Regions from separate parts of the Homo sapiens genome. Here all the other regions are linked to region 1. Evidence: chromatin loops called from intact Hi-C (ENCODE). Cell type or tissue: chondrocyte. All regions are shown on one strand. Links, peaks and the distances in the headings refer to the core of each region. The heading gives the core; the rest is flanking DNA. Region 1 holds the start of RBM24 (RNA binding motif protein 24). Region 2 overlaps CAP2 (cyclase associated actin cytoskeleton regulatory protein 2). Region 3 holds the start of CAP2 (cyclase associated actin cytoskeleton regulatory protein 2).

Region 1 (5,571 bases), core at 371-5,370:
TGAGTTCTAGGACACAAGTATTCCAACCCGGGATCAGAATTTCCTTGTAGATCTCACCACTTTACCTAGTGAACATCCTAGCTGCTGGCTACACTCCCAGACACCCTCCTTCCCTGATATTATCACAGTCCTCTCCAGGGTGGGCTCCCAATCCAGGTAGGAAGAAAGGCGAGACAGCCAAAGGCGCCCTTCTAAGGCTTCTCTCTAAGCAGCTTCCCTTCACAAAAGGGTTTTGCCTGAGCCTCATCTACGTACAGTAATTCTTAAATGACACAAGATGGATGTTGAATATTAAAAAACACGCCTCTTCTCTTTCCCCGCCTGCTTTGTTTTTCTAACTTTTAAAAATTATCTTTCATCATACCAGCACAGAGAGTCGTTTTTGAACCTGTCCTTTAACTTAAGTAATGAAGAGAGGGTGTTTACAATTTCACTTTCTGGCTCTCATCTGTCTGTAAAATTCTTTATTATTTTTTTAATCGGGTGAAAAAAATGTTTTTAACTTTAATAGATTTCTGATTTCTCTATATCTCCCACTGGGGGTTCAAACTTAAAGAAACCAGTGACGTCAAAAAGTCAACCTCATGAGGAAGTCAGCAAGATGAAAAACGGAATTTAATGTTTTGCACAAGAATATTTGCATTCCCATTAGCCTTTGCAAATGCAACATTTCTCACCCTCTTGGGTTGACTGCAAAGGTGTCCTGGAGAGAAACAGAGTATGCACCTCTCTAACGGTTAACATACTGAATTGTTTTAATGGAATAAATGGTGCGGCTCAGGGGCGATTAATGTAGGGACTGTAGACTCCCGTAGAAAGGACTTAAAAGGCAATTGTGCACCAACAATGGTGGATGAAACCTTCTGCTCACATCAAATATTTTCATCCAAACCTCAAGTATGACTGATTGATTTTAAGGCCTAATTGAATGAATTCTCAATTAAAAGAAGTTGCAAAAAGCTGATGTAAAGTAATAAATATATATGGGGTGCCCTATGTTCTACAAATGCTTTCAGGTCTGCTGGTAGAAACCACTGGTTATGCAATAAGTTGATTTCAAAAATTATACCTTTTACATTTACATCCAGATAAAAACAGATGAGGTCAAGCCACTAAACATTCTTGTAATTCAAAGAGAAAGAAATAGATTAATTCTTTGTTTAGGGAAAAAAAAAAAAAAAGAACGACTTATGCTAAGACATCTGTACCAATCTTCCTGAATAACTAAGTTAGGGAGGAAAGACAAATTTGGTGACTGTGGGGGCTAAAATACTAACTTATGGTCCTCTGAAATAGAAGGCGGTGCCTGATGGACATAGGTATCTCCGGTTACTTGGTTTGGCTGGGCGGTAGCAATTAAAGCTAATGGTTTTCCCAACTACACCCAAGCGCTAGATCTTTCTTTTCCTTCTGGCTCTACCTCTCTGATACTTCCCCGCACTGGCTTTTTGGGGCCAAAGAAAGTTGGGGCCCTCCTTCTCACTCTTCAGACCCCAGGGTGTCCAGCTTGGGTTTCGTTCGGCCGAGCTCCTTGACCCCCCGCGCCCGGGAGGGGATTGGCCTCTCAGCGAATCGCCCCAGGCCTCTGGGGACCCCAGTTCGCCAGTCCAGGTCGCCGGCCCTGTCACCGAGGCCTAACCCAAAAAGCTCGCGTCGTCCCCTCTGGAAAGCAACGCAGCTTCCTCCTTGGGCACAGTCCCCGCACCCTGGGTCCCGGCTGGTGCTGCGCCGGGTCCCTAAGACTTTGACTGGTTAGAGCAGGCGACGCCGAGAGCCAGGCCGCCTACAGGCGTCTCCAGCCCTACCCCATCGCCGGCTACAGAGCGGGAGCCCCGAGCCCCAGCGCCGCGCCGCGCGGGGAGAGAAGCAGCTGTTCCCAACAGCTGGGGGGCGGCGGCGCCCGGCGCCCCAGGTGCTGCCGCGGCCAATCGCAGGCGTCCGGCCCGCCCCCCTCCCCAGCCGGGCGTCGACCCCCGGCCCGCGGGGGAAGGGAGCAGAGAGGTGGAGAGCTGTCCTCGGCACTCGTCTTCCAGATCCCACGGCGGGAGGGACAGACCAGAGCCGAAGCTGCGCGGAGTTCCTCGCCCCTGGCCCCGCCGCCGCGCCCCCCGCCCGCTTCGGCGCTCGGACGCTCTTCCCGCGGACCCTCCCCACACCCCACCCAAGGCACCTGATTCCTAAGGAAGAAAAATCTACCTCTAAAGCACCCGCTTCTTCGCTTGAGAACTACCCTCTCTTTTCATTTTTGGCCTCCCCGCCGGGTGAGTGGAAACCGCTTGCACATTCTATAGAACCCGATTCTAATCCAGACGATCCGGAGAATTTGTACGGTGACCGGCAGGGGGGGCGGGAGGAGAGAGCGAAGTCAAGTCTCCAGGGCCGCTGGCGACTTCGGAAGCCGCGCGCCCGGCGCTCTCGGCCGCCCCCGGCCGCTCGCCCCCGCCGCGCCGCCGCCCTCGCCCCCGGGCTCGCCCTTGGCCCCCGGCGGCCGCGAAAGGGTGCGGGAGACGCGGAGCCGGAGGAGGAGGCGCAGCCGCTGCCCGAGCCGCAGCCGCAGCCGGAGCCCGAGCCGCGGGGCGGGTGCGAAGATGCACACGACCCAGAAGGACACGACGTACACCAAGATCTTCGTCGGGGGGCTGCCCTACCACACCACCGACGCCAGCCTGCGCAAGTACTTCGAGGTCTTCGGCGAGATCGAGGAGGCGGTGGTCATCACCGACCGGCAGACGGGCAAGTCCCGGGGCTATGGATTTGTAAGTTGCACGGACTGGGGGTGACGGGGAGGGACGGAGTGGCGGCTGACCCCGGGGATCGGGAGCTTGGAGTGAGGGGCTCGGCGTGACCCGTGAGGAGCCCCGCGGGTAGAGCGGCGCTGCCCCTTCGCTCCGGGGTGAACTGAAACTTTGCTAGGGGAGAGGGTCGGCGCCAGCCTCGCGGGGTTCGGAGAAGACCCAGCGCTGTGCGAGGTCGGGGGCCGGGCAGGGCAGAGCAGGGGTGAAAGGAGAGACCTGTAATGACGGCGGGATTTGGGGTGCGGAGGGTTGCGAGGGAGGGGCCGCAACCCTGAACAATTGCATTCCCGGGCTGGATGCCGGTTGTTAAGCGCGCTGTTGCTTTGTAAAAATGCGTGTGTTCTGGTGTTTTGGCTGGGGCAGGGAGGGGACACCCCACGAGGTCTGGGGCTGTTGCCCTTGTGTCATCCCCCCGCCTTTTAACTGCAAAGGTAGGTTCTTTTAAATCATGATCCTAGGGCTCTTTGCCGAACTGAAACAGAGCATATTAAGCTTCCTTCCTAGAGATTTAAGCGTGCAAATTCAGCTGCCGAAGAGCAGGGAGCCCCAGAGTAGGACAATAGCTATTGTCGTTGGGGAGTGTTTTCGAGGTTGGGAGCGTTGGGCGGATGTAAGGCTGGACTTTCTTTAAAGCAAACGGTGCCTCTGAGGCTGAGTAGGGACCTGGGGGGCGGGGGATTCGGGGGAAGGAGGATCTAGAGTTCCAAGAATTTAGGCTTCCAAATCTCGGCTAGGCCCTACTAACACCCTTAAGATTTCGGCGGTGGGGTGGGGGGAGGCAGGGTTAGAGGGTTTCTTTCTTTTTTCCTTCGTCTACCCGCCCCCCCCCCCCACGCCCCCGCCCGCCTGTTAAAAATGGGAGATCAAGGAGGAGGGTCCAGCCAAAAGAAGCAAAGAATAGAAAAAAAGTTTGATCTCAGTTTTATCATGAATGACTTCTCCATTGTGATTCTTGATTTCCTTCATGGGTTAATTTAGAGGTTATGTATGTATGTCTGTGTGTGTCTGTTGCTAAGGTCACCATGGCTGACCGGGCTGCTGCCGAAAGGGCCTGCAAGGATCCCAATCCCATCATTGATGGCAGAAAGGCCAACGTGAACCTGGCATACTTAGGAGCAAAACCAAGGATCATGCAACCAGGTGAGAAATGTCTGTCTCCCCTACCCCCCTCTCCAAGAACCCCCCATTTATGGGTGGGATGATTCTCTAATTTAGAAGACATTGTCTCTTTCTGTAGATGTGTTTAGTAAACTTGAACCATGGCTTGTTATTCTACCAAGGCATTAAACATAAATGAGAGTTGTAAATACTCCTCTCAAGGCTTGAAATGTACCTGTGTGCAAAAATGGATCTTGGGGGTCGTGCAGGAAGAAGAGTTAGTCATGTCTCACCTGTTTCCTATATGGCATACATTTGTAGTCTGCTCTCAATTTTCCAATTTTTAGCCACCTGTAGATAATTCACATGTGGATTATATAGGCCAAATTTGTCGACTTCAGCTAATATACTTCCCTACTTAGTGGTGTCTCTCCTTTTAGCACCAGTTGCACTGTGCTCAGAGCAGGCAGTCTGACTTGAACACAGACCCAAGGGAAGCATTAAGGGGTAGGGGCGATGTCCAAATGGTAAAGGTTTTGTTTTTTTTTGAGATGGAGTTTCGTTCTTGTTGCCCAGGCTGGAGTGCAATGACGCGATCTAGGCTCACTGCAACCTCCGCCTCCTGGGTTCAAGTGATTGTCCTGCCTCAGCCTCCCAAGTAGCTGGGATTACAGGAATGTGTCACCACACCCAGCTAATTTTGTATTTTTAGTAGAGACGGGGTTTCACTGTGTTGGTCAGGCTGGTCTTGAACTCCTGACCTCAGGTGATCCACCCGCCTTGGCCTCCTAAAGTGCTGGGATTACAGGCGTGAGCCACCGCGCCTGGCCCAAAATGGTAAACCTTCAACATAAAATCACAGAGTATTAGCAATCAAAGAAAACAGAAATTGCACCTACTCAAGAACCCTATGCTACAGACAAAGAAACTGATGCTTAGAGATGAGAAATATTTTACTTAAGTCATGTAGCTATTAGTTGCCAAAAGGGAGCAGTTTTTTGTCTATGGGAAAACAATACCTCTTGGATTATTTACAACACTGCCCTTTGCATTAGCACAAATAGTTGAGAGTTGATTTTTAAGCAAATATAATATTTTCTTTGGTCAGGCAACTTTACTTGTAAAGTTTGATTAAATCATATACTCTTCACTCCTAAGCCTTTCCATCTGAAATTTTGGGAAGAGGTTGACACTTCCATCCAAACGGGTTTAAAAGGAAACTAGGTTGTCAAGAAAATGAGTGTTTGTGCAAATATTCATGGGCGTTAAAAAAATTTGTCTAATACATTGTGGGTATGTAGTATCCAGAAAAAAAACATTTTTTTTTGTGAATTTTTAATACTGGAAAGTGTAAAACCCATAATCTTCCAAAGCATTGTCTGAAGCATCCCAGAACGTTCCAAATTACAAAGACTTTTCATAGATTCTGGTTCAAAACTGTGAGAATATTTGAGATGTAACTTCACTGTCAAATCCTGCTGTACTTAATTTTATTTCATGAACATTTTCCCAAGGTCTGATTCTGTGTCTGTCAACTAAAATTTGCAGATTTTTTTAAAGTTTTCACCTTTTCTCTGTTAAAACCTTTATTTTGAATCAATGATAGCATTTATAAAACTGACTTTAAAAAATATACATACATATAGTTTCTTTAAAGTGGCGAAAGAATGTTTATCTT
Region 2 (5,571 bases), core at 193-5,192, 210 kb after region 1:
GTAGGCGGAGGCTGCAGTGAGCCGAGATCATGCTACTGCACTCCAGCCTGGGCAACAGAGCAAGACTCTGTCTCAGAAAACAAACAAAACAAAAGAAAAAACAAAAGAAAATCAGAATACAGTAACTACCATTCAGTACAGTTTCCAACAAGCAACAGTGTTAAGTCCTCAGAGTCCCACATGGTGCCCCAAAGGGTGTTGAATGACCAAATGTCCCACAGTTGGCATTACCCAGTGTCAGCTACCATCACAGGGAGAGTTAAGTTGCTACTACACTCTTCCATGCACCTCTCTGCTTGCCTGTTTGGATTAGCTTCTTGAAATGTGTTGCCTTGCCCCTTACTACCTAGGGTTTTGCATCCATTCTCTCATTTAACAAACACTAGCTGAGATTCTATTTGCCAGATCCCAGTCTGGAGCTGGGAAAACTGTAGTGAGCAAAACAGATCTGCCCTCCTGGAGTTTGTAATCTAGTAGGTCCATCATGATAGTTGTGCCATTTAGCCAGATCTTGAGTTCTCCACTGGGGTGCTAACGTCCTCCAAAAGGGCATTTTGGAAATGCTTGAGGTTGTCAAATACAGGAGGTTTCTTTTGGCATTTGGTGGGCAGATGCCACAAGCTCAGCAACACACAACACAATGCATTATCCCTCCTCTTACTTGACTGTCACCCACTGTGTATGCATGTAAGTGAAAAACATTTTTAATCATCTGAGCTTAGAACCTAATTTCATTCCATAGTCTATATTAATATGCATAGTAATTTTAATATATATCCTAAATTACCCTGGAATGCAGCTGCAGTGCAAATTGAGGGAAGATGACACTTTATTTTGTTCTGAACTTTTACCATATGTTATTTTCCATGTCAGAAAATGGCATCTCCAGATATCTCCAAAAGACTTCTTGTATTTGATTTGCTAAAACACTCATCTGTATGAGTCCACATCTGTGGCTATCTCTTTCTGCAGGATTCTATGTGCAGTTGCAACTTTGAGACTACATCATATCTTCCTGGTGTTGTTGTGGCCAAGCATTTATGTCTTGAAATTACTTTCCTTTTATTTCCCCTTTATTTTACAATTAGACACCATATGGATTTCTTAAAGTGATGTGTACATGTAGTTTATATTATCTGTGAATTTCTTTCAGGCTAGAAAAGAGGATTATAAAACACTTGCAATTTTAAAATGGAGTATTGGGTTGGGTGGGGTGTAAGTCACAAAGCTAGATGTTCCTGCCATGGCAACAGCACGCCTTTGCGGGCAGAGGTCCTGCCCATGAGTTTTCGGTTGTAGTCCTAAGATTCTGCATGGGTCCAATCAGAACAAACAGAATGAGAGCCTTGGAGAAGGATCCTGGAGGCCTCCTATTAGGCCAGGATTGCTGGAGTTTGGGGACTTTGAGAAGTCCTGGAAGAGAGACTGGGGCAGCCAGGGCAGCAGGGGGTACCCAAAGGGCTTGGAAAGTGGCTGTTTGCCAACCACTATAAAGGATCATGGCGCCTTAACAGCTGGTGAAGCTGCCCTTGTGCCCTTTGGCTGAATGTCAGCTATAAGCTCAGCCCTCCTGCTGACATGTCTGTTTCCCGTGCAAGTAAACTCTTCAGGCTGTGCCCATAGCTCCACTGGGTAAACCACAGGACGTGTGCTACTAAAAGAAATCTGTTTCTCTTTCATTCTTCTTCTGCCTTGAGCCGGTAGAAACTCAGTGTCATTAACATCATGTCCCAGAAATGTGAGTTTCTGATCCTGGGGTTCTTCTAGCACCCTTGCATTGAACTTGAACAGCTTTTCCCAAGGACTGTCCCCCAACGCCCCCGAGATTGTCAGGGTGCCCCATCTGTTCTCCACCTTTTCCAGTATGTCCCAGAGTCATGTAAGTAAATTGCCTGAGATTCTCAAAAAGAGATGACCTAAGTTTCCACCCCATTCTAAAGGGCCTGCATTGTAAGCATGTCCTTCTTACCGCATATCGTGGGCACCATGTTCTCAGTTCTTTCATCAGCTACAGTGTTTAACTCAGCAATAATTATTCCATTTCGTCCAGCTATCCATGATATGCTTTTTCTTCAGTATTTGAGGTCAGTAAAATTGCTTGAATAATTACAATAATAGCAGCTGTCATTTTTAGTCCTCTATTGTGTGTCAGACATGATGCACATATTGTCTTATGTAATCGTCATCAGAACCTTACAGATGACATAGGAAGAATACTGGGGCTCAGACTAGTGTGAACGATACGGTTTAAACCCAGATGTTTCCTGTTCCGAAGCCAATGCTTTTTTTGTTTTGCCTAAGAGTATTAGCTGTGGGAGCGAGACATATCTGGGTCCAAATCTCAGTTCTAGCCAGATGATCTTGGGCAAGTTACTAAGTATTTCTTGATCTTGTTCCCTCACTCATAAAACAGGGATAATAATGCTAATGTTTCCACCAAAGTTTTATGATGTTTACATAATATATAGAATACAAAGTACAGTGCGTGATTTATAGTAAGCAATCAGTAAATTTTCATTTCTTCCCTCCCCGCAAACTGATCTTAAGATGATAGTCATCCCACAGGACTCTCAGATTTCTGCGGGCTTCCTCGCATGACCTGCTGATGAGGACCAAATAAATCCCATTGTCTATCCAGTTCAGCTGCTCTTGGCCCCAGCCTTGTCCCTGTGTTTATTCTGGAAGGAGTACTTAATGTGCCAGGAGGAAGGAAAGGGTTTGACCTTACTGGTCTTTGCAGGAACTGTGTTCTGTACTTTGCAGTACCCATGTGCGATGCTGGAAAGGTACATCTTAGAAACGCAGAGAAATCTTCTATAATCAACCATGGGAAATGGTTGTCTATTTTTTCTCTCTATAAATTTCCCAACTTCTTGTGATGTTTGCCAGTGGTGGGGTGCATGTATTTTGATTTTAACTTTGTATTTTGGGGTCACCAAAAAAAATCAAAACACAAATAAGTCTATGGGCTGGAAGTCAGAAGGAGCAGAACTGAGGGAAGGTAACTGAAAGAGAAAAACAAGATTGGTGAGGCACCAGAGGGTCTAGCAGGAACATGGAACTGCAGCTGGCAGGCTTTATTCTGTGCTGCCGATCAGCAGCAGGCATATTATATCCTGGACTATGTGCCGGCGTCCAAAGTGGCTGGAATTGAAAGTGAACTTTAGCCTATGCGTGGCTGAATTCAGGTCAGCCAGTTGGGGGGAAAAGCAGCTTTTATCCCTGTCCACTTCCTGATTTCTCCTCATTGATGTTCCATACTCCGTTCTGATCAGCTGCTAGCATGTGACAGGCTGGCTGGATCAAACAGCATCAACCAAATGTTCAGTCAAACGTTGTAGTCAGCTAAATATTTTCACATAAGCCTTTTTTACATTAATAAAATCTCCCCTCCTCCTCTGACCCCTTTGTACTGCTTCACTCCTTTTTTTCATAGTACGATATCCCTAATATGTCTGTTGTTTACTGTCTGTTTACTGCTTGTAAACCCCAAAGGAAAGACCCATTTTCCCCACTTATGTATCGCAAGTCCCTAGGACTATGCCTGGCACCTAGTAGGTGCTCAATAAATATTGTAACAGATAAAAAGAACAAGAAAACATGAGGTCAGAGTTAGTGGATATCAGGCAGAAAAAAATGTTTATGAAGGAAAACAGAGGAGGACATAAAAGACAATATCTGATCATTTTCTTCACGTGTGAATAAAAAATCTGTATCAAAACAAGATAAACTATTACCTTCTTTAGAGAGGTACATTTTATTTCCGATTTACCCAGATCACATTGGACTTTTCAGAAGCTTAATTTTTATTTGTCACTTCAGTGTTAGTTTGTGTATTCATTCACTTGTTCATTCATGCCTGTTACATGACACTATGTTTAGTATAAAAATGCAAGCTAGACCACCAGCATCCACTCATATAACCCAAATAAGCCACTTAAATAGTGCACCTCTCTCTCACCTCAATTTGTTAAGATATGATAGAGATGAAACCAAGGCTAAAGGTTGTTTCTCTCTACAGGCCAACAAGTTTTAGGATATAATGAGTAATTGACCTGGGAAATTAAACAAAAATAATTTCACCGCCAACCACAGACTGTACCCATAATGGAGGCTGGCTGTCTCACAGACTTTTGCTGCTGGCCAGAGTGAATGACTCAGCACAAGTCAACCCCAGGAGAGAAACAATACAGAGCTCACCCCTGGCTGATTGAGGGCCAGAAGCGCCATTCTTGTAGGTGAGGAACAGAGCATGTATACACTGTGTTGTTCTGAATTGGAACTGAATTGTACTGAATACAGGAACATATAGCACATTTATGAATCATGTGTACTGGATTGAAAATGTGAGAAGATGCTCCCAAGCAAAGACACACTGAGGAGTGGAGACCAGAAAGGAACTGAGCTGAGGAGGGGGCAAAAAAAAAAAAAAAGCAAGCCCATTGCAGCTGCACTGCAGATATTACTCATCAGTTGTGGCCCCTGGGAACACCTGGTTGAGGGCAGCCGAAACAGTACGTCTAAATCGGAATTCCTGGTCTTTGCGCTAAAGCCTGCTCCTTCTGCCATTTCCCCCATCTCAGTTGATGGCGACTCCATCCTTCTAGTTGTTCAGGTCAGAGACCAAGGAGTCATTCCTGACTCCTCATTTGCTTTGATACCCCACATCCGGTCTAAAATCTACTTTTCACAATCTCCACTACATTCACTCTGGCCTGAGCTGCCTTCATCTCTTGTCGGAATTATTGCAGTAGTCTCGAATACGATGTCCCTAGTTCTGCGTTTACCCTCCAATAATCTATTCTCAATACAGCAGCCAGAGCGATCCTTAGAAAAGAAAACCACATCATGTTATTCCTCTGCTCAAAACTCCATGGTGATCTCCGCTTTATTCAGGATAAAAGCCAAAATCCTTTCAGCAGCTCCCATGATTGGTGCCCCAACACCCTGTCATTTTCTGTCTGACTTCAAACCCTGGCCCTTTCTCCCTCAGTCGCTCCATTCCAGCTACATGGTTCTGCTTGCTCCTTAAACACTGGAGGCACATTCCTACCTCATGATCTTTGTAGTGGCCGTTTCCTCTCTCTGGGGAGCCCTTCCTCCAGATGTCTACATGGCTAATGCCACTTCCAGATATTTATTCAAATGTCACCTTCTCAATGAGACCTGTGCTGGCCATCCTATTTTAAGTGGGAACCCACCCCCCATATATATTTCTGATCCTCCTCACTAGGTTCTACCTTTTTCCCTCTATGGTTTTTAACAGTTAACATGCTATATAATTTAGTTATTTATATAATTATTTATCTGCGTCTCTCTCCCCCTGTGATGGTTAATTTTATGTGTCGACTTGGCTGGGCCCTGGGGTGTCCAGATATTTGGTGGAGTATTATTCTGGGTGTTTTTGGATGAGATTAACATTTAAATTGGTAGACTGAGTAAAGTAGATTGCGCTTCCAAATCAGTTGGAGTGCCTCATCCAATCAGTTGAAGGCCTGAATAGAACAAAAGTCTGACCCTCCCTTAAGTAAGAGAGAATTCTTACCGACAGCCTTTGAGCTGGGAAATTGG
Region 3 (5,571 bases), core at 267-5,266, 110 kb after region 1:
TTAATTTATAAATTAAACATAATAGGTACATATGTATAGGAAAAAAAATACTGTATAGAAGCCTCAATACGAATCTGTGGTTTCAGGAATCCATTGGGGGTCTTTGAACGTATCCTTCGTGGATACGGGGGGACTACTGTACTGTATAAGCTTTATAGAATGTTGAGGTCCTGGGTCACCTCCTCTGTTGAGATTCTAGCAAAGCCCCTTACATAAAAGAGTTCATAAAAAGTTTTATTTCATATAAACAAAGGTAAAAGAGCAGTAGAATCATTCTAACCATAGGTTAAATAGGGAAAAAAGGATTTTTCCCCTGAGTCTACTGTGTTATCAGCCCTTGAGTTCAGCCTTCGCTGTTGCAATTGGAGTGTAATCCATGGGGACAAACTCAGTACAGAGGAGGTGGCTCAGAATGCAAGGACAAGGGCACAAGGTGGAAGAAGAGACCAGAATACTTTTAGCAATGACAAGGAAGGAGACATCAACTCAAAAGAAATATGCAGGACAAAGGAGATGACGGGAGAAATTTTGAGGTAGAGGGGAGAAAAGTTGAAGGAGTAGAAGTTAACACAGTTATCAGCCTCCTTGTCTGGCACATCATGAGATCATGGGCTAAGGAGAAAGGCAGGTTTGGGCTGGAATCTCAAGGGGAACTGAAAAGATTTAGAAAAGCCCAGCTACTGTCCTCTTCTTTCCAATTCCACTATTTTCTGACCTAATCCTGTACAAGAAAATGTTATCAACAAATACGTAGTCAGTGATCTTCATGTGTCTGGCCTGAGAAAATAGCAATTAACCAAACAGACCTAATCCCCATTTTCCTGGAATGTATAGGTCCAATTGGAAAATATGGACAATAAGTATCAAAGAGTTGTGAGGAAGAAGTGTTCACTGGGGGCTAGCCCTTTTGGGGAGACATCATATAGCAGACAGATGCTATGACAGGGCTAGTTAAGGGAAGAGTTCAGGCTTCAAGTTGAGGCTCGTTACTTTCCCCTCCAGACTAGCTAGTTATTTCTTAGTGGATTTCCCTGCCTCCTATCTCTTTCCAGTCCTATATACCACCACCAAACTAACCATTGCTATCATGATTATGCTCAAAAATGGTCAATAGTCCCCCAGTGCCTACTACTTAGGCTTCAAACATTTTAGGCTGAGATTGAAGGCCTCTACCAGCCAGGGCCTAACCTTCCTTCCATACCTGGCTTCCACAGCCCTCCAATCCAGCTAAACTCACAGACTGTCCTTCATACATGCCATCCTTTATTACCTCTCCACTTTTGTCCCTGCCCATCATCTTGAGGGTTTTTCCTCCACAATCCACTCTTAATGTCTCATTTCCGCATGAAGACTCAACTTTCATGTCCATCAGAAAGTGTTCTCTAATCCCCAGTCTAGAAGCAACCTTCCTTTCTTCTGAACATCCATGGAAATTTGTTCATACTTCTTTTAGAATGTTTTTTACGACATTCCTAGAACTGTGGTTATTTTTATACTCTTCACATCTTCCTACTATATTATCAACCTAAAGACAGGATTTGTGGCTCATCCACTCTTAGACTCCATAATACTTTATACTCCAATAAAAAACAGATGTAGCTAAGGAAATACTGTGCTAATGTTTGTTGAAGTTAGTGCTAAAAAAAAGTCATATGAATGGATGCTTGGAACTTCCCTGTGATCCTGCACACATTGATTCTTATGGATATATATTTTTTCTGCATTTCTGGAACACAAATGTTCTAAATGCATACATACTTCATCCATCCATCCATTCATTCATTATTTAATACAAACATATTGAATGCCCGCCATATGCAAGGTATCCACAGGATAGGGAGGGTGCTGGCTCTGGCTTTATGCAATGTACGCACTCATTGATCAATGTTTATGTCATTTTGTTTCCCTTCTTTCCAGACAAAGGGAAGCAAAGACTCACTGCACCTCATTACTGTCAGCAGAGAGCAATGTGTAATTGGAATGACCTTTGTATAAGTGCTGACCTATGGGGTCAGAATAAGCCTTATAATGTACAGAACCAACTTATGTGCAATTTTAACATCGACAGAGAATATTGGCCTTTAAGAAATTCATCTCATATTTATTGTTTGGAGATTTTACTTTCAGAAGATATCAGTTACATTTCCCCTCTTTTTTTCTCTTTTCTGCAATTATTTTCCTGGCATTCATTCAATAAAGAGCTTCAAGTCACTTTTTTAGACTGAAATAAACTTTGATGAAAATTGAAAATCAATGCTTTCCTTCTAATGACGTTAAGAGAAAAGCCTCCAATTTTGCAATTATAATCAATATATAAAGGGGAAGTGGCCACAAATATGCTGCACATCTTAAGAAGCCAAGTGGGTTTGGTTACTTTAATTTTTAAATAATCAGGACATTTAAAAAGTTGCTGTTTATAAAATACTTTTTAAAAATGTCATCACACGCACTATGAGTGCACTCAGTCTTGATGTCTCGCTAAAGCATTAGCTGTCTAGCTCCTTCTCCTCCCAGAGCCTTTATCCTCATATTGGGTCTGGGGACACACATGCCGTCTCTTGATTCCTAAGGATCCATTACCCATTTCTCTGCACAGATCTTCGGGTATCCAACCTATCTGTGCCTCCTTCAGCCAGGAGCCTCCGGATCTTTCCAGACTTCTTTGCAATACTGCCTCATGCACTGAATCCATTTCTCGCATAGCCTGGCGCTTGGCAGGCAGGCTGGCGTTCCCTGGCTCTGCCTTCCCCATCTCCCTGTCTTTTCTCCCACGGCCCATCTGCCCCTCCTTTCCTCCACCCCCTTCTCCTCTCTGCTCCCCTTTATTTCCACTCCCCACCCGCGTGGCTTTGCTCTCCCTCTCCCCCCTCAGCTCGTCTGTATTTGGAGCTCCGGAAGCTGCCGGCGACTCTCCCCTGGAGCAGCGTGACTGACACCGGCTCCTATTCAGCTGGGAGGAGGGAGAGGGGAGGAGAAGGGGAGGGCCGCGGGAGGAGGGTACGAGTGGCCGACCACGGATTTGCATTGCCGAGGACGGGACCCCAGGGCAGCGAAGCAGGTAATCCTGCAGCGGTCGGGGCCCGGCGAGGCGGGGAGGGGTCGGGGTGCAGGTGCGGGGGGCGCCTGGCGGCGGGCGCTGGCAAGTTGAGCCCGATGGGTGGGGTAGGGAAGCGGCCGGGACGCTGCGGCTGTGGCAGCAGCGCGAGGGGAATAAAGGCGGCGCGGGCGCGGGGGCCGGGGCGCGGCGACCCGGGCGCGGGGCGCGGGCGCGGGCGGACTCCCATCTGGGTCAGCGGAGCGGCGCGCCCTGCCCCCGCCTCCCCAGCTCCGGCGTCCTGGCCGCTCGGAAGGCGGGGTGCGGGCAGGAGCTGCCCGGGGTTGGCGGGCGGCCGCGGCCTCCCCACCCCAGCGCCGCCGCCCGCCCGGCCGCTCTAACTTTGGGGGGTCTCGTCCACCGGGCTGTGAGTCTTCCAGGGGGGTGGGGGTGGGAGTCATTGCGCCGGCTCTGACCAGAGCCACCTCGATCAGAAAGTGCTGGAAAGAAACAGACCTGGCTTCCCCTCTGCAGAACCTGACTTGAGGCGATGAGTCACTTCTAAAAAATGCAGAGGCAACTGAGACTGGGGGAACGGCTCGGAAAAACGGCACCCGCCGCTGGCTCTCTGACTGCTTTGGGTAGAGGGGTGTTCGTGGAAGTAGCCGCCGTATCATCACTTTTAGGGCCAAAAATCAACCTGCAGATGGCCTTTTCTTTATTCTCATCAGAGTGGTGTTCGCTGCAAGTTGTAGCAATATTTGAATGGATGCATTCTTAAAAATGAGTATGTATGGGTGACTGCATTTAGGAAGTTGAACCGGGACTAGGTCCAAACAGCCAGAGTGGAGATGAACACTTGGTAAAAACATCTAGGACCTTTGGTTTTATAGTTATGGAAATGCAGAAGCTTCTGGGACTTGAGCACTGTAGTTTACTGAGTACTCCTATTTCCTTACTGCTTCTGTAGATTTCATTGAAGCTATGTTCCTTAGAATTCTTGGTAAACTATCTAAGCCCACTTAGTGTAAAATTACAACGGTAGAGTGAACTTTAGAGAATTGGATTTATAGTTACTAGAGTCTAATTAGACTGCAAGCCTCTTGAAAGCAAGGATGGGTTGTTTGGTAGTTCCTACGGCACCAAACAGTATTTGGCTCACAGCATGTAATGGATAGACAATAAAAGTGTGTGAAATAGTTAATTCAGTACCTTAAGTGTAGATGGAGCATGACTTCTTGAATATACTGCATATTTTGCAAGGAAAGGCGACTTCTCCATGAATCCCGAAATTTAAAAAATTCTTAATAACATTACAATCAAAGTGTCATATAAATACTTCTTAAGGATAAAGAGAAAAAGAAGTTGACTATGAGAAATCAGGAAGGTGATTATCAAGGTGGTCTTTGCTAGTAGGAAGTAAGTTTTTGTTCCCCATCGTTAATGTGAGAAGTAATTTAATTTGTTGATACAGGGTAGGGTTTGGTAAACCTTTGAGTTAAGAGCTAGATAGTAAACATGTAGGTTTTGCAGGCCATATGGTCTCCTTAGCAACTACTCAGTTCCACAGTTATAGTTTGAAAGCAGCTAAAGACAATACCTAAAGGAATGGTATGTTTGTGTTTTACTTTATTTACAGACATTGAACCTTGAACTTTTCACCAGTAACAAAATATTCTTCTGTTTTTTTCCAGGCATTAAAAAATGTAAAAACTATTCTTAGCTTGAGGGAGGAGCAGAAAACACAAAAGTAAGAGAGAAGGGAATGGATTTGTCCTTCTAGTAGTAGTTTGCTACTCCCACTGATTGATTCTGTGCTAGAATCTGGAGAGGAGCCTATTGAAAGGATTAATGGGCCACATTCTCTTGAGTGCCTGTTATACCTTGGCAGTTAAGTTAAATACCCTCCAGAAAAGCATTAACTTATTTTGAGCATTATGGAGTTTTGTTTTGTTTTGAATATTTCCTAACATCTTTATTCATGAGGTTTTGTTTTGTTTTTAATTTATTATGTAACATTTTATATGTAAAAATAATACGCTAAGTCTAGGTGAGTTATGAACATTATGTTCAACTGAACACCTGTGAACCCATCACTAGGTTTATAAACTAGGGCTTAAGAACTAGATAGTTGTGAAAAGATAGCTCATAGAATGGGAGGAAATATTTAGGAATCATGTATCTGATAAGGGTCTTGTATCCACAACATATAAAGAGTTCTTACAACTCAATAATAAAAAGAAAAATAATCCAATTTAAAAATGGGCAAAGGATCTGAATAGCTATCTCCAAAGAAGATATACAAATGGCCAATAAACCCATGAAAAGATACTCAACATCATTATTCATCAGAGAAATGCAAATCAAAACCACGATGGGATACCACTTTATACTCACTAGCATGGCTATAATCAAAAAGTCAGATAATAACAAATACTGGTGAGGATGTGGAGGAATTGGAACCTTTGTACACCACCGATGGGAATATAAGATGGTGCCCTCACTTTGGAAAAGTTTGGCAGTTCTTCAAATTAAAC

The links. A loop is a pair of places that touch in the nucleus more often than their neighbours do. Peaks named below come from ENCODE experiments on the same cell type or tissue, not always from the same donor. Only the 100,000 strongest peaks of a DNase experiment are listed, where the experiment ranks them.
Region 2: it touches region 1 in a loop (2.7-fold over the local background); 7 of 110 quality-filtered maps call a loop at or near these places.
Region 3: a loop joins it to region 1, with 3 times the contacts of the local background. A loop is called at or near these places in 40 of 110 quality-filtered maps.

The regions. Positions count from the first base shown.
Region 1 is chr6:17,278,994-17,284,564 of GRCh38, forward strand. It overlaps RBM24 (RNA binding motif protein 24), which reads left to right and starts at 2,368. Exons shown (of 4, transcript NM_001143942.2): 1 at 2,368-2,756; 2 at 3,812-3,935. The coding sequence starts at 2,589. In chondrocyte, for the core only: a CTCF peak has its summit at 2,293 (motif pointing right); DNase peaks (open chromatin) are centred at 1,770, 2,345 and 2,808.
Region 2 is chr6:17,489,358-17,494,928 of GRCh38, forward strand. All of the region lies in intron 4 of CAP2 (cyclase associated actin cytoskeleton regulatory protein 2), which reads left to right. Among named protein-coding and RNA genes, the nearest start is that of CAP2, 99 kb to the left of the region's middle. In chondrocyte, for the core only: no CTCF peak of the experiment used is centred there; no DNase peak of the experiment used is centred there.
Region 3 is chr6:17,390,689-17,396,259 of GRCh38, forward strand. It overlaps CAP2 (cyclase associated actin cytoskeleton regulatory protein 2), which reads left to right and starts at 2,907. Exons shown (of 13, transcript NM_006366.3): 1 at 2,907-3,058. In chondrocyte, for the core only: a CTCF peak has its summit at 3,030; a DNase peak (open chromatin) is centred at 2,983.